3 separate regions of the Homo sapiens genome follow, and all the other regions are linked to region 3. Evidence: chromatin contacts called from ENCODE Hi-C or POLR2A ChIA-PET data. All regions are on one chromosome and are shown on one strand. The core of a region is the stretch at or near the end of the contact, and the rest is flanking DNA. Distances in the headings are between cores, read along the strand shown. Region 1 holds the start of PDCD6IP-DT (PDCD6IP divergent transcript). Region 2 holds the start of RBMS3-AS3 (RBMS3 antisense RNA 3). Region 3 holds the start of STT3B (STT3 oligosaccharyltransferase complex catalytic subunit B).

Region 1 (4,134 bases), core at 1,145-3,644, 2.3 Mb after region 3:
CATCAGATAGTATCACCTTAATCTTCCTTTGGTCAATGCCACAAAACTAACCACATCTATGTTAACTTTCTTTTCTCCGCCATCTGCCTCAACAAATGTCATGTCCCTCATCTTTCTGATGGCTAATCACTCCCTTTGTATCCTCCCTCCTCTGGTTACCCTTTCTCCTCTTTTCATATACTTTGCTTCTTCGTTATCTTCCCAATGGGTCAGTCCTGTCAACCAACCTACAAGACACCACCCATCCCCCACCCTCTTCCATGGGTTATCAACTGGTAATGATTCTACTAACCACTCAGATGTTCAGGCCCCAAAACCAGGACCTATCTTGACCACTCTCTTTTCTTTACTTTCCTATGCAGTTCATTGGTAAATTCTTCAGTTTTAAACTCAAAGATATTATCAGTTTGGTTCACTCTTGCTAATGTTAGCTTTCCTGATTTCGTCTTGATTTCTGAAATGGTCTCATGATTTGCCTCCTTGCCTCCATTCTTTCCTTCCTCTAATTTTTTCTTTATGCATCAGCCAAGGGTGGCTACTTATTTTAACATAGAATAGCTTAATTAAAATAAACAAAAATTTTTATAAATTGTGGTAAAATAGGCCGGGTGCAGTGGCTCACGCCTGTAATCCCAGCACTTTGGGAGGCTAAAGCGGGTGGATCACTTGAGGCCAGGAGTTCGAGACCAGCCGGGCCAACATCGCGAAATCCAGTCTCTATTAAAAATACAAAAATTAGCCAGGCATGTGGTGTGCACCTGTAGTCCCAGCTACTCAGAAGGCTGAGGCAGGAGAATAGCTTGAACCTGGGAGGTGGAGGTTGCAGTGGGCTGAGATTGTGCCACTGCACTCCAGCCTGGGTGACAGAGTGAGACTCTTTCTAAAAAAAAAAAAATTGTGGTAAAATAAACTTTTACTATAATGAAAGTAGTCTATGTGCTGCAAAAGTTACAATGAAAAAGATAGGCAAACACAAAGAAAAAAATACACATTTCCACTTCCAAAGATTACCAATACTAACACCTTAGGGTATAAGCCCACTATTTTTTTAGTTGTACATAAATACATATATGTGCATTTTTAAACCAAAATGAGATGCTGTAACATACTATTTCGTGACTTGCTCTTTTCAGTTAATGATCTTTTCCATGGCAATACAGTTCTATTTTATCCAATACTCAGTCCATCTACATTCATATTTCTTTAATGGTCCTGAAAATGCATTTTATAGACAGTCTGTTCAAACCAGGATCCAATTCAAACTGTTATGTCCCTTAAATTTCTTTTCATAAAGCAGTTGCTTTTATCATGACAAATTGTTGAAGAGATGGGCCAGTTATCCTGCAGAATGTTTCACCTTCTGGATCTGTCTAGTTACTTCCTCTGGCATCATTTAGTTTGTTCATCTATCTGTTGTATTTTTTATAAACTGTGTTAGATGCAAAGGCTTGACAGATTCAAGTTAAATATTTTTGCCTGGAATATACCATGATGATACTGTATACTACATCCCATCAAAAGACAAACTATCCGATTGAGCTACAACGTGGCCTTTAAAAAATGTAAATTATAAGTGTATATAGCTTCCTCTGCATTTATTATACAATACTAAACAAATTCTTCAACTTGGACAACAAGTTTCTGAATGATTTGATGCCTGCTTACTCATCCAACTTTATTCCATCCCATTCTATTTGTTTTTAAAGGTCTTGTCACATGTTTCGTTTCTAGTCCTGAAACATGGTTAAGTGCTTGCCTCCTAGGGCCTCTGCCGCAGGCTTTTGGTTTGGAGGCTCTCCTTTGCCACTCCACCCCTCTCCACTCTTCTCCTCTTCTGATATCAAGCATCTTCTCAAATTACAGGTGTCGTTTTTAATTTATTTAAAATTTTGTTCTTTCTACAAAACAGCAACCAGAGACACAGGTTCATTTTCAGTTAACCTACTCGGAGAAAACCTACTTTATCTTATTTAAATTAGGGTCCTCCAAGCGATCTTAACATCTCCTAAGTCCCAAGCACCCTGTTTTTTTCCTGATACTTTTTCCGTTTACCTTAAGGTCTGTGTCAACCTGACAGTAAGCTGCACGATGGCAGGGGTCTTGCCTACTAGGTTCCCTGTGCACAGCAGCCCGTCAACAGTAGTTGAATAAACATCATAGGTCACAATAACCCTGGGACTGCCTCTTGGGGAGGTAGCCGCAAACTCTCGCAGGTGGCAGTGACACCAGTACTTCTCCGGGGGGTTGTTCGAGTGGAGGAATACTCTTACGTGAAAGTGCTCAGTACACCACTGCGGCAGGAAGGAGGAAGGGAAGAATTCCAGATGGGGAGAAAGTAATATTTTGCAGCACAGTACAGGGTAAACTGGGTCCAGGTGGGCGTAGCCGCCGCGACACCTTCACGTGACCGCGGACAGCTTAAGGACCCCGCATCCAGTGCGCCTGCGCTGGAGCTCCCGGAAGTTGCCGGACCCGGAACGCAGGCGGAGCGCAAGTCTGTCAGCCAGTCAGTCCGCCAGTCCGCCAGCCCAGTACCTCTCTCTCCTCGGCCCTCGTAAGCTGTCCGCGGTCTGTTTGGCCCGAACGGCGGCGGAGGCGCTGATCATGGCGACATTCATCTCGGTGCAGCTGAAAAAGACCTCAGAGGTGGACCTGGCCAAGCCGCTGGTGAAGTTCATCCAGCAGACTTACCCAAGCGGCGGGGAAGAGCAGGCCCAGTACTGCCGCGCGGCGGAGGAGCTCAGCAAGCTGCGCCGCGCCGCAGTCGGTCGTCCGCTGGACAAGCACGAGGGCGCGCTCGAGACGCTCCTGAGGTGGGCGCGGGGCTGGGAGTGGGTAGGTTGTCTGCCAGCCGTCGCTCGCCGCTCCTCTTCCCGTCTCCCCCCTTCCTTCAATCCTGTAACCTGGGCGGAGCCGCCCCGTCCCGGCCTGACCAGGCGCGTAGGTGTGGTCTGCATTCTTTGCTGGTGAGCAGGACCCGCCCTGCAGGCCCGCTGTGACTGCCCGCTTGTCCTGCCTGCACGTCTGCTCTAGCCCTTGGTCGGCGAGGGCTCCGTGGATCAGATACCTGGGAGCAGCAGTCTGCCCTGTACTGATCTCTTTTGCCACATTTACTTAGAACTAGTCTTCACTTTTTTGGGTCTCTAACTGAAGCTTCCCCTTTCGCCCCATTTTTCCATCACTGTCTTTCTTGGGCCACATTTTGATTTCATAATAGTAGTTGCTTGAAGGCAGTGGGGGAAGTGGGGGAATTGGGACACTGGACCAAATGTCTGATCAGCTCATCACATTGTCCACATGAAATGGACCGTCTTCCTCAGTTCAAAATAATCAAATGATAGATGGAGAATTCTGAAAGTTAGGAGCTACAACTATTTGAAATAAAACTCTAGTTACATAGTTGAACCGTTCAAGGTAGGTTGTTTAAAAGCAGTTTGTTCACAAACAGATATATACACAGTAGAGTAAATTTGTTATTTTAGCAAACGCTTATTTAGCTCATGCTGATTTAATGAGGGTTCCTTTCATGATACTTAATAGTTATAAGAACATTTTTTACGATTTTATAGTTAAACATTTCTTTTGCATACCTTGTTAATCTCGTTTTCTCCGTATAGTATATTCTACTTGTTTCACAGGAGAATCACAATTGTATTCCAATCCAAGTAGCAGAAACCCAGGCTAAACTAGCTTGAGCTAAGAAAAGACTTATTCTGCCGGGCGCGGTGGCTCACGCCTGTAATCCCAGCACTTTGGGAGGCCGAGGCGGGCGGATCACGAGGTCAGGAGATCGACACCATCCTGGCTAGCACGGTGAAACCCCATCTCTACTAAAAATACAACAAATTAGCCGGGCGTGGTGGCGGGTGCCTGTAGTCCCAGCTACTCGGGAGGCTGAGGCAGGAGAATGGTGTGAACCTGGGAGACGGAGCTTGCAGTGAGCCGAGATCGCGCCACTGCACTCCAGCCTGGGCGACAGAGTGAGACTCCATCTCAAAAAAAAAAAAAAAAAAAAAAAAAAGTAAGACTTATTCTGCTAACTGAAAAGTCTAGGGATATTCCTTCCTTAGCTTTAGGTATCACTGGAGATCGTCTTGCCTCCGTGATGCTTCCCTCGAAAGCTTTGTTCATGTA
Region 2 (4,492 bases), core at 1,585-4,084, 2.3 Mb before region 3:
AGAACTTGGAGGAGCATTAATAGGTTGTTTAAATGACAGCATTCTATAGTTGAAGATGACTAGATGTAGAATCTGAATATTTGGATAAAGTCCTTGCTGTACTGTTAACTATCAATTAATTAGCTTTCCATATCAGTTCTTTACTAAGGTTTATATGATCTGGCCCAAGGGTACCTCCCTAACCCCATTTTATGGTCTTTCCTCACTTGCTTCATTTCAGCCTCTGTGCCGGATCTTGCACATTCCAAAGACACAGTCCCACTGCAGGCCGTTCTGTACTTACTGTTCCCTGTGACTGGGATGTTTTTCCCCCATGTGCAGGCTGGCATTTGTTAAGCAGATCCAACATGGTACAAGGTGTTTTAAAAGCTTCATGTGTTTATCTGGGTTGGTTTTCTAAATAACTGTATGAAGTGAATAGTGATATTTGATGGATGAAGAAACTGAGGGAGATGAATGAAGAAGGGGCAGGATTGGAACCCAGGCAGTCTGGATGGGATCCAAGGCATTAACACGAAGTATTCTCACAGTGCACAATACCCAGAGAATGGTTCACACCCTTGCTTTGACCTTAGGAAAGCATTTTCCAAGGCTCTTCCTTGGAGAGCATTTTCCTATCTTGTTTAAAGTAGAATCTCTGTGACTTTGTTTCTCTTTACTCTGTTTCATATTTCCTTACAGCGCTTTGTATTTCCTGACATTATACTGCATATTTACTTCTTTATCCCTTTGTTTGTCCCCCCTTCCCCACTAAATATAAACTCGATGAAAGAAGGACCTTGTTCTGATTCATGTGCCTCTATATCCTGCACCCAGGTCAATTCTTGACCTGTAACAGGGACTGAAATGTACTGAAAGAGGGATGTAAGTCAGGTTGAAAAATTATTAATTATGTCTAACATTTTATTCTTCAGACATTTACTGAACACCCATTTTGTGCTCAACTCTATGCAAGTTTTTGGAAATATAAAGGCAAGTGAGAACAATGTGACCTCCTGCCCCCCTAGAGTTTAGAACATCATGGAAGAAACAAACAATAAGCAGGCAAATACATGTAGAATAAGCCTTCTATGAGGGCAAATATAAAGTGCAGCAGAGAAGGAAGGGTTTAGAGAAAGCTACTGTGAGGAGGTGATATCCATACTGAGACCTGAAGGACAGGCTGAAGGGTAAAAGAGGTGGAGATGGACTTGGGAGAGCACTCCAGGAAGAGGGAATGACAGAAGCCTCTGAGAGCATGTTCCTGTCCTGAAAGTAGCTCAGAGTGACTCCGGTATAGGATGTGAGGGGCAGAGTTGAAAGTCCGAGACTAGAGTAGAAAGCCAGGGCCAGACAGCTCGTCAAGTGTCCTGAAACCTATTCCAAAGAGTCAGGACTTTATTGTTTGAGAAACGTGACACCACTGGAGGATTTTTAAATCAGTGTCATTTTTAGTGTCTGATTCAGTGTACTGCCTTCAGCCAGGAGAGTTGGCAGTATTTCTATTTTATAGATGGGACAACTGAGGCCCCAAATAATACATTTAAGAGATAGGTGGGGTTGATTTAATATTCTCAATCACCATGTTGTCAGGGCCTCCTAACTCTTACCCTCTCACCCTCCATCCTTCCTTCCTTCTGATTGTTATTCTTGTCAAAAGTAAAACATAAAACTATTTACCTGCCATCCTTATTTTTATCCAAGGAACACGTATGCACTCACACAGCTTCCAGAAACCAGTTCCCCTCGGTGGAAGCCAGTTGCTTTAGGGGTGGTGCGGCTTGTATGTGGATGGACACCATGTGTGCACTGAGCCCAAATTCTCTGTTCTTCTTGACTAGGAAGCTGGATTTGTACCAGGGACCTTTTATCTAAATAGGAGACTCTGGGCTCAGGAGAACAGAGCCGACTTGACAAAGTAGAAAAGAGCTCAGTATTGGTCTGCCCACGCTTTGGGCATGCGTGAGCACTCGCAGCAAAACACAGCTGGCACATCTAATTTTAGCCTCGCCCGCCTTGAAAAGGGACCCTTTAAGGAAATATATTTTATCTGAAACAATTTGTATTATAATGTAGCAGCTGATAGACATGACAGAATATTATCATTGGTGGGAAAAAACTCTGCCAAGCAATTATGATTTTTGTTCTTTTTTTTTTAGATGATATCAGTAAAGTGATTAAAGCATCAATGCAACAAAATAATCATAAAGAGAGAGACAATGGGAGAAACAGATTTTATCTGTAAAATATCTGACGAACCTAAGGGGTCACTTCCTTTGATTTTTTTTTTTTTTTTTTTTACAAAATGGATGTATTTTAAAAAAGTTATTATTTTTGATATGTTCAGTTGATCAGTCCAATCTGATGACATGTGGCATTAATAGTAGTCCTGGAGTAGACCCTAAAATTTCTTCAATACTTAACATCCACCAAGTTTTCCAGGTAGTAAAAGGTTAGTTTCTCAATCAGCTCTTGGATGCGTCTGGCTCTAGCGTGTTAACAGATTTTGAAAGCATCCGGGACTTACTTTTTTCCCCTTTAACCAGCAAGGTTAGTTCCCCTGCCTTTATTTCTTTTCCTTTCTCCTCCTTCCTTCTTTCGTCCTCTCTTCCCTCTCTTCTGTGTTTTGTTTAGCAGTGTGGCTTACCTTGGAACTTGGCAAAAAGAGGAACAAAAAGCAGCTCTTGTGTGGGGTAGATGGAGGAGGGATAAGAAATAATCCACCGCCCGCATTTGAGTTCTTCAGGTTCAGTTCCAGCGGCAGCAGCGTTGCTGCAAAAATCGCTTGCTATTCGAGATAGCCAGCAGAGGGAATCGGAACTTTGCTTGCAGCAGGGGTTGAAGCAGCCTTTTTTTTTTTTTTTCTTGGAGGAAATACTGCAGCCTTCTGGACTGCGTACGCTGCTCCCTGGAGAGGCTCTCTCGGTTCCACCCACCGGCTGGAAGGAGGGGAAGTGAATGAAAGGACAGGACAAGCCCCGAACACCATGTCACTCTGGGAGGGAGACAGCAGCAACTAAGCTGTACAAGGTTTTTTTTTTTTTTTTTTCTTCCTTTTTTTCTTTTTTTTTTTCTTTTTCCCCTTTCTTTTTCTTTCTTTCTTTCTTTTTCTTTCTTTCTTTCTCTTTCTCTCTCTCTTTTTTCTTTTTCTTTAAGGTGGGGAAAGAGACAACCAAGAGACAGGAAGCTGATCTGCAAGGATTCGGAGTTGTGCTAAAAGGACTTTGATTTTTTTCCCCCTTTACGAACGCTGGCAATTGACATCACTACAGACAGCCTGGTTAGAGAACAAACTGCCTCATCCCAAGTGGACCCCGGCAGCTGGGGGAAGCCAGGCAAGATCTGGGAAGGCTGTGTGTGGGTGTTTTTTCTACAGATCTCACTCCTCGCCCTTTTTTTTTTTCCTTTGGTGTGTGTTTTTTGTTTTGTTTTGTTTTTTAAAAAAATTCTTGCTGTGTTGGAACTAGCGAGTGGTGGAGTCTCTGAAGCCTCATCAGTCACCGGGACTGTCAGGAATAGTGGTTTAAGAGGAAGCTCGGCCTGGGGCACTATACCCTGTCATCCAGTTCCCTGCCTCGGAGATAAAGATTCCAGCTACATGGGCAAACGCCTGGATCAGCCACAAATGTACCCCCAGTACACTTACTACTATCCTCATTATCTCCAAACCAAGGTATGGCTTGACCCACGGTCTGGCGATCAGCGTGGTATCGTTCTGCACTTGGGATGGGAAACAGACAGGCGTGTGAATTATTAGTTAACCCCCACCCCCATCACTTCTTCCTGCTTCTTTGAAATTAGTGACATACCAATGGAGTTAATGAGGCAGAGGAAGACATAAGAAGAAAGCAGCAAACCCGGAATTGTAGCTTTCTCTTTAAGGAGAGATAATAGTTTCACTTGAGTTCAGTTTCTTTGTTGTTATTTGGCAGCATAAATGGTCCTGATATCAGGAACGTCTTTTGCAGATGGGCACGGTTTTTAGAAAGCAGATCACAACAGTGATTACCAGGCACAAGAATATAATTTCAGGGGCTTTTCTGGTGAGCTGTTCTTTGATTGTGGCTCTAAAAGGGTTTTTCCCACTGGATAGGACGTGCAACGGTGGGGGTAACTCAAACTTTTAATCGCAGGGTATAGAATGAAAGAAGGGTGTGAGAAGGTATAGGGCTCCTACCAGAGTCTCTGAGAGTTTATTTTTATTTTTAATTTGCCTTGCCTATTTTATTTTATGTTGAGGATGATCAGCATGCTACAGACTGCTTTACAATAGATGTTCTTTACTTTTAGAAGATCTATTTTTCTGTGTAGCTGCCATGAGGAGGCCTGAGTCTTGAAAAGGAATGAAATGTAACTGATCATAATTGGACTTGAATTGGTTAAATACTTTAGGCTTTATGTGTGTGTGTCAAATGACCATTAGGGGCCCAGAGGCAAGCCCACGTAAGTAAGCAGTGGGCAGTACCTACCCTGAACTTTATCCTGCAGTTAAGACATGAAAGACTCTCAGGTG
Region 3 (4,683 bases), core at 564-3,063:
AAACTGTTGGTGAGAAAGTCTATTTCTGGAAACCTTTTCATTATTTCCTTAATAAGACTATTTATGGTTTTTTTAAGGAAACAAGACAAAACGTAACCACTTAGCAGGTTAAAAGGGTAGCTGGAGTTGCCTTACTTTCAAGGAGCTACCTCAAAATAACTAGGGTTCATTTATCTAATATTTTAAGACTTCTATTAATATTGAAACACAATTTGTAGTTAAAGAGAAAAATTTAAATCACCTAAGAAAATAATTCAGGGCCTTTATAGTTTTACATTAATATGCCCTTTAATATCCAGATGTTACTTACCTAATAAAATGTACAATTAGCTGTGAATTGACATGAACAAGTATTTACTGAGCACCGATTACGCCGAAAGCTCCGTACTTTCTATGGGGTTTATATAAGAGCAATTCGAGTCTCCCCACTACCTCACTTAGTTTAAGCTCATTTTGCCCTGAGTTTATCTGGTAGCACTTTATTTTAGCGGACAAGGAGGGAAGTGGGGAAAGGAAAGGAATTATAAAAATACAAGGTAGACGTGCACAAGAACCTTCGTTCTATTATTATTTAGTAAAGTGAGAACTGGAAACAGCTTAACGTCCAGGGTAAGTTAGTTTCACTCACTCGACGGAATGTATGCAGCCGTTAATGTATTTCTGCATTTTCCCATATTTCCAGTGAACATACAGTACTTTCGCAATTCGGAGTACAAACGAAAAAGGGCGAGAGAAGGTCGCATTTTGCCTGCCGGAGCTAGGGGCGCGCTTGCCGGTTCCAACGAGTTTTCGGTGTCGGAAAACTTGTCTTTGCTCACATTCTCGGATTCCCGCGGCCGCAGAAGCCGGAGGCGGGACGTGAAGGGCAATGAGCAAGGTAGGCTGTGTCACTGCCGCCGCGGGCTCACTCGCAGCGCCAGCCGAGGAGCGCCACGGGCTGCTGAACCCCTCGGCCCGACCCACGCGCCGAGGGCTAGGATAATGCGCCTGCGCGGCCGTCACGTGGTGAGGGCTCCGCGCAAAGCGGGTTAAAAGTCACGACCGCGGAGAGCCCGCGAGCGTCCTGCTGGTCGGTGCGGCGCTTTCCGCGTCCTTTAAGACGAGTTTGACCGAGGCCGCTCCGCAGTTCCCGCCCCTCGGCCCAGCTCAGCTCCATGAACCTAGCGGAGCCGCCTAGTACCCTTTCTCGCCGACCGCACAGGCGCGCGAAACCGCGTCTTTCAACTGACAATGAAGCCGTAGCCGCGCAGCTCGGCCACTCCGGGCGAATCGGCGCGAGGCCGGGATGGTGGGGGGGAGGGGGAGACGGTTGGGTCAAGCTCCGCCCCAGCTCGCGCCCCTATTGGTGGGCGCAGCGGTTCTGGGCCCGCCCCCTAACGGACCTGTCGCTTTGTGACAGGCGGAGGGGCCAGTTCCTGTCGGGCCGGAGGCGGAGTCAGAGGTTGCTTGAGCTCCGCCCGGACTCCAGGGGGCTCCTCCCCCTGCTCCTTTCGGCTGGGCGGGCGGCGGGCTAGAGAGGGAATGTCATTGCTTCTCAGAGCCGTGGTGCCGCCTCCGTCTGCTGCTTCTTTCCTGGCGCCCTCGTCCCGTCGGCTTTCGCCGCCGCCGCCGCAGCTGCACTGGGGATACGGATGGCTAGTGGGGCGCCGGGGCCATCTGGGTTGAGAGAGCGGCGATTGCGGCCGCTGCTGAGGCGGAGACTCCCCGCCGCCGCTTCCTCCACCCCCAGTCCGCCGGCCTCGCGGCGCTGAGGGCGGGAGCGCGCAGAGCTCTTCCCTCCTCCTTTTTCTTCCTCCTCCTCCTCCTCCTCCGGGTCCCCGCCCAGCACCCCTCGCACCAGGCGGCGGCGGCGGAGGAGGAGAGCTAGACCCGCCGCCGGGGCACAACATGGCGGAGCCCTCGGCCCCGGAGAGCAAGCACAAGTCGTCCCTCAACTCGTCCCCGTGGAGTGGCCTCATGGCCCTGGGAAACAGCCGGCACGGCCACCACGGGCCCGGGGCCCAGTGCGCGCACAAGGCGGCGGGCGGCGCGGCGCCGCCGAAGCCGGCCCCGGCGGGGCTGTCCGGGGGGCTGTCGCAGCCGGCTGGGTGGCAGTCGCTTCTCTCCTTCACCATCCTCTTCCTGGCCTGGCTTGCCGGCTTCAGCTCGCGCCTCTTCGCCGTCATCCGCTTCGAAAGCATCATCCACGAGTTCGACCCGTGGTAAGTGCCTCGCCGCCCCTCCCCCGCCCGTGGCCCGCGGGGAACCGGGACCCGCTCCTCCGCCCGCCGCAGCTCTCCTCGACTTGGCCCCGCGCCGCCGCGGAGCCCCGCTCGCGTCCTGGCTGAGGCCGGCGCGGATCCCGGAGCTCCGGGCGCGCCCCCTGCCCGTGGGCGAAGTTTGCCCCGTGCAGCCTGAGGCGGGGCGTCGGGGTCCAGGAGCGAAACCTTGATTCTCGGCCGGGCTAGTGTGAAGACTGCCAGGAGTGTGGATGCAGCCGCCGGGAGTGTGGGTGCAGCCGCCGGGAGTGTGGGTGCAGTCCCTCGCAGCCCGCTTTGGTCGCTGAGTCCGGACCCGCCACGCCAGGAGGCGGCAGGTAGCTCCTCCGCGGACTGTCGGTCGATTCCCCGCCCTCCTCGCCCGCTGCTTTCGCGTTCTTTCATATTTGCGGGCGCGTTTTTGCTAGTTCAGACGGAATCGGCCAGGGGGGCTGCCCTGTTGCCGCTGGAGGTGGGTCCAGATGTGCCGGAACCCCGGCTGCTCACCCTTGCAGTTTTACGCTTTTACTGTTTCTTTTTATGCTCTCATGATACGAGAAGGGAAAAGGAGAGTGAATGGCGTGTTGGAGGGAAGGAAATAATACCCCTGAAAGTGATCTGAAAGCTAGCTACTCTTATTTATTTATCATTAGGTATTTTAAAGAGTGGCTTTTTTTCAGAGCTCTTAAGTGCACTCAGCACCTTACTGTTTCACTATCGTCTTGGGTTGCTTTTTAGAACAAGATCCTTACCCTGTTAGCCACTGTCACCCTTAGTGTGTTATGCACAGTATCTGAAAGCATTGCATTAGTTCCTTTATTGGTCTGCAGGAAGGTTTGTGGATAAGAGCAAACAGTACCACGGTGATGGGAGTCCTAGATTGTAATACCGAAGTTGCACATGGTGTAAGGGACTGACCTGAATGTTTTAGGAAATTACCCCACTCTTAACAACACTAGCTAACTTAGACACTACATTGGTCTGTGAATTATCTAGATGGAAAGATTGCTTTAACTTTTTTTTCGCAACTTGCCCAACCCGAGTTAGGATTTTTCCCCCTGAGTTAGGATTTTCCCCTCTGAGAGTATGCCTTTTAAACTAGTGTTATCTTATTGACCTGTCAACCTTGAGTTAATCTTACTTCCTCACAGTTAGACCTAATTAAATTTCAGGATATTTGTTTCATCATTTGAGATTCAAAGAGAGAGAGTCTTTTTTGAGAGTTACTAACTATATAGATAATAAGTGTTCGGGTGGAGGGGGGCAGTAACTTACCTGTATAGTAATATACCAGATTTAAGTTCTGCATTATGGAGAGAAAAATTGGTACTGCAACATCTATTGAACACCAGAGGGGCCCACTCATGGACAATTCAATTTAGATCAGTTAATTACTGTGACAGTCTTCCATGAAATGTTTTCATTCCATTTTAGAAGTTTTGATTTTGTTTTCTAACACTAGTTTTTTTAAAAAATAACCTTTTTGTTAACGTGCAATCACAGAAGAAAATATGTTAGTGTAGACTATTTATGAGCCTAAGAATACCTGTGAAGGCTTATTGACACAATATTATTAGGTGGTCTTGTTTTGAAATACTTAAGCAAGTTAGATAAAAATGAAATTGGAACCAGAAAATGAAAACTAGTATTTACTGGACAATATGAAAAGAGAAAGTTCTCTTTTCAGATTAAAATAGCAGAAATGCATGGTTGACCAAACATTTCAGGTAACAAAATTGTGAATATTTCCATAGTAACATTTTTACAAATGGAAGGCTAACGACTGTTTAATAGTAACTCTGGGGCTGAAATTAAAGATTGCAGAAAAATTCACTACTGAATGATGAGATTTTGGTCATTTTTCCTTAAGATTAGAAATCTGCATCAAGTCAGCCAAAGATCCCCACTAAAATTGAGTAATGCAATAATGAAAAGGCTCAACAAGTAAAGTGGCTAATATTTTTATTTTTTATTTTTTATTTTTATTATTTTTTTTTTTTTAGTGTAGCTAAGTATTAAAAGTTTTCTTTTTCCAGCTTCAGTAGTGTGGTTGGAGGGCATAATTCTTTTTCATGCACATGAAAATATGTTTTGGTCGGGCGCGGTGGCTCACGCCTGTAATCCCAGCACTTCGGAAAGCCGAGGCAGGTGGATCACCTGAGGTCAGGAGTTCGAGACCAGCCTGGCCAACATGGTGAAACCCCCTCTCTACTAAAAATACAAAAATTAGCCGGGAGTGGTGTCGGGCGCCTGTAATCCAGCTACTTGGGAGGCTGAGGCAGGAGAATCTCTCGAACCCGGGAGGCGAAGGTTGCAGTGAGCCGAGATCGCGCCACTGCACTCCAGCCTGGGCAACAAAGAGCGAAACTCCGACTCAAAAAAGAAAATATGTTTTGCTTCATTTTTTATATATATGAAAACGCATTTCTGACACATTATCATTTAG

What was found. A loop is a pair of places that touch in the nucleus more often than their neighbours do. ChIA-PET counts read pairs that join two places held with the same protein, here RNA polymerase II (POLR2A). Pooled maps may share reads with other maps.
Region 1: a map of naive thymus-derived CD4-positive, alpha-beta T cell shows a loop between it and region 3 (10-fold over the local background). The contact joins the promoter of PDCD6IP-DT here to the promoter of STT3B in region 3. A Hi-C loop is called at or near these places in 1 of 168 maps with a recorded cell type or tissue (naive thymus-derived CD4-positive, alpha-beta T cell), 1 of 37 single-sample maps with no recorded cell type and 8 of 50 pooled maps. POLR2A ChIA-PET finds 5 or more read pairs at or near these places in 2 of 52 experiments (GM12878 and activated B cell).
Region 2: a loop to region 3 is called in a pooled map, with 5 times the contacts of the local background. The contact joins the promoter of RBMS3-AS3 here to the promoter of STT3B in region 3. A Hi-C loop is called at or near these places in 1 of 37 single-sample maps with no recorded cell type and 4 of 50 pooled maps. POLR2A ChIA-PET finds 5 or more read pairs at or near these places in 1 of 52 experiments (GM12878).

The regions. Positions count from the first base shown.
Region 1 is chr3:33,796,125-33,800,258 of GRCh38, forward strand. It overlaps PDCD6IP-DT (PDCD6IP divergent transcript), which reads right to left and starts at 2,395. Exons shown (of 2, transcript NR_183731.1): 1 at 2,271-2,395; 2 at 1-1,898. It overlaps PDCD6IP (programmed cell death 6 interacting protein), which reads left to right and starts at 2,506. Exons shown (of 18, transcript NM_013374.6): 1 at 2,506-2,813. The coding sequence starts at 2,605. RefSeq lists enhancers at 2,373-2,722, 2,669-3,202.
Region 2 is chr3:29,278,105-29,282,596 of GRCh38, forward strand. It overlaps RBMS3-AS3 (RBMS3 antisense RNA 3), which reads right to left and starts at 2,835. Exons shown (of 3, transcript NR_109804.1): 1 at 2,627-2,835. It overlaps RBMS3 (RNA binding motif single stranded interacting protein 3), which reads left to right and starts at 2,967. Exons shown (of 15, transcript NM_001003793.3): 1 at 2,967-3,652. The coding sequence starts at 3,578. RefSeq lists an enhancer at 1,822-1,871.
Region 3 is chr3:31,531,112-31,535,794 of GRCh38, forward strand. It overlaps STT3B (STT3 oligosaccharyltransferase complex catalytic subunit B), which reads left to right and starts at 1,814. Exons shown (of 16, transcript NM_178862.3): 1 at 1,814-2,201. The coding sequence starts at 1,888. RefSeq lists silencers at 1,137-1,396, 1,707-1,936, 1,967-2,096, 2,177-2,326 and enhancers at 1,497-1,636, 2,487-2,546, 3,986-4,487, 4,488-4,683.